Linked DNA regions of Mus musculus: region 1 is linked to region 2. Evidence: chromatin loops called from intact Hi-C (ENCODE). Cell type or tissue: heart. All regions are shown on one strand. Each heading gives the region's core, and the rest is flanking DNA. Links, peaks and the distances in the headings are about the cores only. Region 1 has its middle 5.6 kb from the start of Gm25846. Region 2 overlaps Pdcd10 (programmed cell death 10).

Evidence for each region. A loop is a pair of places that touch in the nucleus more often than their neighbours do. Peaks named below come from ENCODE experiments on the same cell type or tissue, not always from the same donor. Only the 100,000 strongest peaks of a DNase experiment are listed, where the experiment ranks them.
Region 1: it touches region 2 in a loop (2.2-fold over the local background); 8 of 42 quality-filtered maps call a loop at or near these places.

Annotation. Positions count from the first base shown.
Region 1 is chr3:75,718,961-75,721,887 of GRCm38, reverse strand. No RefSeq gene overlaps it. Among named protein-coding and RNA genes, the nearest start is that of Gm25846, 5.6 kb to the right of the region's middle. In heart, for the core only: a CTCF peak has its summit at 1,045 (motif pointing right); no DNase peak of the experiment used is centred there.
Region 2 is chr3:75,516,288-75,519,214 of GRCm38, reverse strand. It overlaps Pdcd10 (programmed cell death 10), which reads left to right. Exons shown (of 8, transcript NM_019745.4): 8 at 1,614-2,725. The coding sequence ends at 1,695. Among named protein-coding and RNA genes, the nearest start is that of Pdcd10, 39 kb to the left of the region's middle. In heart, for the core only: a CTCF peak has its summit at 1,409 (motif pointing right); no DNase peak of the experiment used is centred there.

The DNA of each region.
Region 1 (2,927 bases), core at 105-2,604, 200 kb before region 2:
ACTTGTTTCACAGCTGGTGGTGCTGGCTGGGAAGGTTATGGAACCTTTAGGCGATGAAGCCTTGCTGGAGGAAGACTGCTGTCACGTGGGGCAAGCTTTGAGTACTATAGCCTGATTCCATTTCAGTCGCCTCTGCTTCCAAACTCCTGATGCAATGTGCTGTGTGGGCTTCACACTTTGGCTGCCACATCTCCCTGCCATGATAGATTAGGGCTCTTTGAATCTACAAGCCAATAAGCCCCTTCCTCTCTTAGTTGCTTTTCCAAGGCTATTTTATCACAGCAACAGAAAAGAAGCTAATACAGTCACTGTAACGCCGTGTGGAAGAAGCAGAGGGCCTGAGCGACGATCATGTTGACTTACCTTACCCTTGTGTGTGCTCAGAGAAATGCTAGAGGTTCCGGTGCTAGGTAAAGACGAAGCCGACAAGAGCTCGTTGTTTATTAGATTTCGCAAGACCAGCAAGGAAAAAGTGGAGACGATGCTTAAGTGATGAAGTGAGAAATTGAGACCCAGCTGATATCGAAGTTGTAAGGATGTGCAGGAAGTCTGAGGAAGGCGGCAGTGTTCAAAGGAGAGACCAGACCAGGAATCACAAATGTATATGCAATTAGCTCACAAGTGCTGCTTAAGGTTAGAAAAGATGACCTGATAAGTGACTTATTTTCCTTTCTGACTTTTCTTGCCCCCACATTGGAAGACAGCTGCTTCAAAAGGAATGAACTATTATTAGATCAAATTTGTCACTACACATAAAAACTGGTTAAATAAAAATCTATAATCCCCCTGCCCACCATGTGCAGCCACAGGAAAAAGGGAAAAGAAAAAGGAGATGAGATACAATGACTAACACTTTCCTGCTCACGTTAATTTCTTGGGCATAAAAATATTTCATTTATACCACTCCTTCAATCTCAACACTGAGGAGGCGTGGTAAACAAATCTAATCCCTGAACCCTGAGCTCAAGCCAGCCTAATTTAGAGCAAGTTTCTGGGAGGAAAAAAAAAAAGTTTGAGTTTGCATATAGTAACCAAGTCAGCCACTAGATGGCAGAGGCTACCATATGCAAAATATCCCTTCTAAAATGAAACTGGTTATAGGATCATTTAGAATGAATGACAAGTTCCAGATATAACATTTTACTGATCTATCCTCTTCATCCTTCCATCTCTTGAGGGATTTGTTATTTGATGACAGGTTTTTCTGTTATGTTTTTTTGGGTTTGTCATAAAGCTGGAAGAATTAATGCAATCCTCTTTTTATAAGATGGATGAGTCTCAAAATAATCTGGAATCTTATCAACTCCATAAAATGCAAAGTGGAATCCCAACACTAGGCAACAAATTACATTAGATGACTGTAAAGATGAATGGCCCTGTTGCATTAAAAATTGCTCAACAAAAGCCAAATGGCCAAGCTCCCTGATCTCGGAAGTATCTTACTCAGAAAGGAATGACGTGTCAATTACAAGAAAAGATGTTTGCAGCATATTGCACTATTCGTACTAAATTCAATTTTATTACATTTGTGCTTGTGTTGTGTGGGGGTGGGTAGAGGTGGGTTCACTTACTGTGGCCTACCTGTGGAACTCAGAAGATAACTTATGTGTCAGTTTTCTTCTATGATGTAGACCATGGGGATGTAATTCAAGGTGAACTTGGGTCATCTAGCTTGGCAGCAGGCACATTTACTTGCTAAGCCATCTTACCCATCACTAATATTGTGTTTACAAAATAACTCTGACATCTTGTCTGTTCATTTGATCAGTATGCTGGTTACTTAGCCCGTGTGTGGACATTTAAATTCAGAGTAAAACAGTGAAAAAAAATCATAGTTCAATTATAAAAGTTCAATTTCAGAATGTGCTAGACATTGTTATTCTTCTTTAGGTTTTTATTGATTGTTTGTGAATTTCGCTTCATGTACTCCAATTCCACTCATTTCCCCCTCCCCTTGTATCTACCCTCCACCCTTGCAACCTCCTCCCTCAACAGAGAAAAAAATCTTATTATGGAAACTGTAGTGTGTCATAGTGTGTGCTTTTGTCTACGCTTCTTTGCAATGACTCTTTGGTCTGGTATGAGGCCTCTCATTTCTATAGCTCTATTCTCTCAGTACTATCTATCTAACCTCACTGAGACTTCTCTCAGATACCCTGTTGTTGCCTGTCATAAAGATCCTAGTTTTAGATCTGTACGTCTGGCTCCTTCATGCACTCCATCAGTTCACTGATGGTGTAGAAGTTGAGGTGAGCCAATTCAAAGCCCTGGACCTGAGCCTGTGAGGTATCTGACCCGGTAAGCCCACAGTCTCTAGCTTGAATATATTTGGGGTTGGCTCACTAGCAACCCCCACATTCAGGACCTGCTCTACTGTGCTGCCCAGGTGATGGCCAGAGCCTGCTCACCTCAGTGCTGCAGCAGGTGAGGAGCAGCAGGGCTAGCTCTCGCACCTGCCATAGGTGGGAAGGGGTGAGGGTCAGGGAGGGCATCCCTCCCTCTCCCACACTGATGCTTACACACTTGGGGCCACCTCACCCACACCAGGAGAGCCTGGGGTTGTCCTAGGAGTGGTCTCAGAAAGGCTATGCCACACTCATGCATTATGACAGGGCACATGGGTCATCTTGGGCATAGTCTGCACATCCAGGCCTGTGTGGTGCCACACTCCTGTTCATCTCAGGCTAGGTCTGTATTAGTCGGGGTTCGCTAGAGTCACAGAACTTATGGGTAGTTTCTATATAGTAAAGGAATTTTTTGAATAACAGTCTGCAGCCCAACTCCCAACAATGGTCAACAGCAGCTGTGAATAGAAGTCCAAGGATATAGCAGTTGCTCAGACCCACAAGGCAAGCAGTCGAAGGAGAGAGAAAGGGGGTCTTCCTTCTTCTAATATCTTTATGTAGGTCTCCAGCAAGTAGCCAAGA
Region 2 (2,927 bases), core at 123-2,622:
AAGTTTTAAGATCCCATATAAAACCACACATTTGTGATATTAGTATAAAATATTTTAAAAGTACATGGATATAAAACTTTTACAATCAGTTTTAATGTTCAGGCAAATATAAATATTTTCATTTATATTACAAATTAAAGATAGTTACATTAATAGTTTTATGTTCCATATGCAAATTCAAATTGTTTAGGGAAAATGTTTTGTGACATAGTTTAATAAACTAAGCCCAAATAGCCGAAGGTATGATTTAGATAAGGGTATAATAATTTCTAACTTTAATTAATCATGTACAATGAATGTTGAAAGGCAGGAGTTTATAGTTCACTAATCTAAAATTTGTATATATTGATATTAAGCTTGCTACTATTTTTCCAATCTCTACAGCTCTAAATTCATTTTTTTTTTTTTTTGTTTAAATGTTGTGAATTTTGTACTTGCTTACTCCAAATGGAAAATTGTTAGTGGAGCAAAATCTTTGAAGACATCTTGTACTAGGGAGACAAATTCTCATTGACTCAACTGGTGAAGATCCAACCTTCATCCCTGGTACAATGAGGGACTGATAAGGCTGTATAATGAGGGAACCATGAGCCTCTGAGAGAACATCCTGGCTCTTAAAGTAGCTTTGTCCCCTTCTCTCATACATTACATCTTCTCACAGTTTTCTCTCCTTCCACTCCTCCTGGTCCCTCCCCCAACCTCTCCCCTCCCCCAGATCAAGTACTCCTCTGCTTCCCTTCCAAAGGGGGAAGAGAGAGAGGCAGAGAAAGAACACAAGAGTGCAGGACTTATCTGGCCTCTCAAGGGATATCTACCAAACTAACAAGATAGAGAAGACTGGGATGGACCCTCATATCATATCTGGACATGACAACTCAGTAGGAGGAAAAGGATCCCATGTGCAGGCAAAAGAATCAGAGACAACCCCCTTCCATTGTTGGGAGCCCCACAAGAACAAGCTATACCACCATAAAGTATATGCACATGACCTAGCTCAAACCCTTACAGGCTCCATGTTTGTAATTAAAGCATCGGTTAAAACCATACTTTTGTATTTGTTGGACCCCAGGTACTAAATCACATGTTTTTAGGCAAGGATTAGATTAGGGTAGGTTAGAAGTCGTTAACATTTCTTTATCATGCTCATTGATGCCAGATGTTACTGTGCCATTAGATCTCGAGGCTTAGTGCCTTGCATGCTTCCGCAGATCAGGCTAACCGGGAACCTCAACTCTAATCATCACTTAAGCACATCAGGTTTTATTTTGTTAACAAAATTCTTTTTAAATTGTATTTATTTTGTACAGCTGAAAACAATCTGAATCCTCCTGTTTGACCAGTGATCTGTTTAGCCTGTAAATGGTTAAGGGGTAGCAACCCTACAACCCCTTACTGCCAGTCAGAACCACCAGGGGGCAGTGGTTCCTAGACGCTATAGTTTATAACCCACATTAAATTCTCAACTGGAATGAAAGTTTACAGTACTCAGAACTTACTTGCCTCCCCCTTTCATTTTATTGCTACCGTTAATATAACATTAACTATAAATATTTTAGTTTAAATAGTGAATTTGAAAAATGAAATTAATGATTGTTCTTTTTCTTTTTAAACAGGGCAATAAATGTGTTCATAAGTGCCAACCGGCTAATTCATCAAACCAACTTGATACTTCAGACCTTCAAAACTGTGGCCTGAAAGTTGTATATGTTAAGAGATGTACTTCTCAGTGGCAGTATTAAACTGCATTTATCTGTAAATTTTAAAGTTTGACTGTATAAATTATCAGTCCCTCCGGAGGGACCTAATCCAGGATGTTGAATGGGATTATTGCCATCTTACACCATATTTTTGTAAAATGTAGCTTAATCATAATCTCACAATGAAGATTTTGCATCACTTTTGCTATTATCATTCTTTTAAGAATTATAAGCCAAAAGAATTTACGCCTTAATGTGTCATTATATAACATTCCTTACAAGAACTGTAAATATTGGTGTTTGTTTCTGACATTTTAACTTGAAAGCGATATGCTGCAAGATAATGTATTTAACAATATTTGGTGGCAAATATTCAATAAATAGTTTACATCTGTTAAACATTTCTTTACTTGAAAAAAGATGCATATATATATGTGTGTGTGTATATATGATCAGAAGACCAAGACAACTTGGTATAATGTTAAAGATCTTCTAATGGGAGCTTACTAGCAGTTTATCAAATAATAAAGGAACAAGAATTCCTATTTTTTGTCCTTAATCACTTTGAGCAAAATGTAGTCAGTTAAAATACTTTTGTTAGTTGTTACATATCAAGAACTGGATATTTTTTCACTATTTCCAATCTTTATAGACCTGAGAAGAGAGATGAAGCTACGGGGTCTTCGTACTGTAGTAACACTTCAGGTTCATGACGCTTTCTGAGTGGTAGATGCGGCTCCACGAAATTACTTCTGCTATACTAGGCCCTAATAAGCTTTGCACATTGTCCCCAGAGTAATCACAATTTAAAAAAAAAAAATTCTAATAGTTGTATTGAGATTTTTATCAGTGTTAATATAATATATACTCTTTAAATATGTATAGTTTGTTTCACACTAGAGAAGTTATAAGAAAACTATGTATCGGTATTCATGTTGAGTGATTTGAGTTTTTAATTATAAAATAAAGGGAAAATCAGGTTTTGTTCATGTTTTATAAAGAAATGAAATATTAAAATTTGTTGACAGAACTTTGCTATAAGACAATTTAGTTATTTTTGTTATTTAGTTGTTTTTAGAAAGTGAATTTTTTTAGATTGCTGTCTTTGACAGCATAAAACCGCCCTGTTAAATATAAGTCAGTGTATGAAAGGAAGCAAAGCAGAAAAGACAGATAATTGAACTTACAACCTATGAGTGTGTTCCTAATTTGATTTGTGTTTATTGAAAA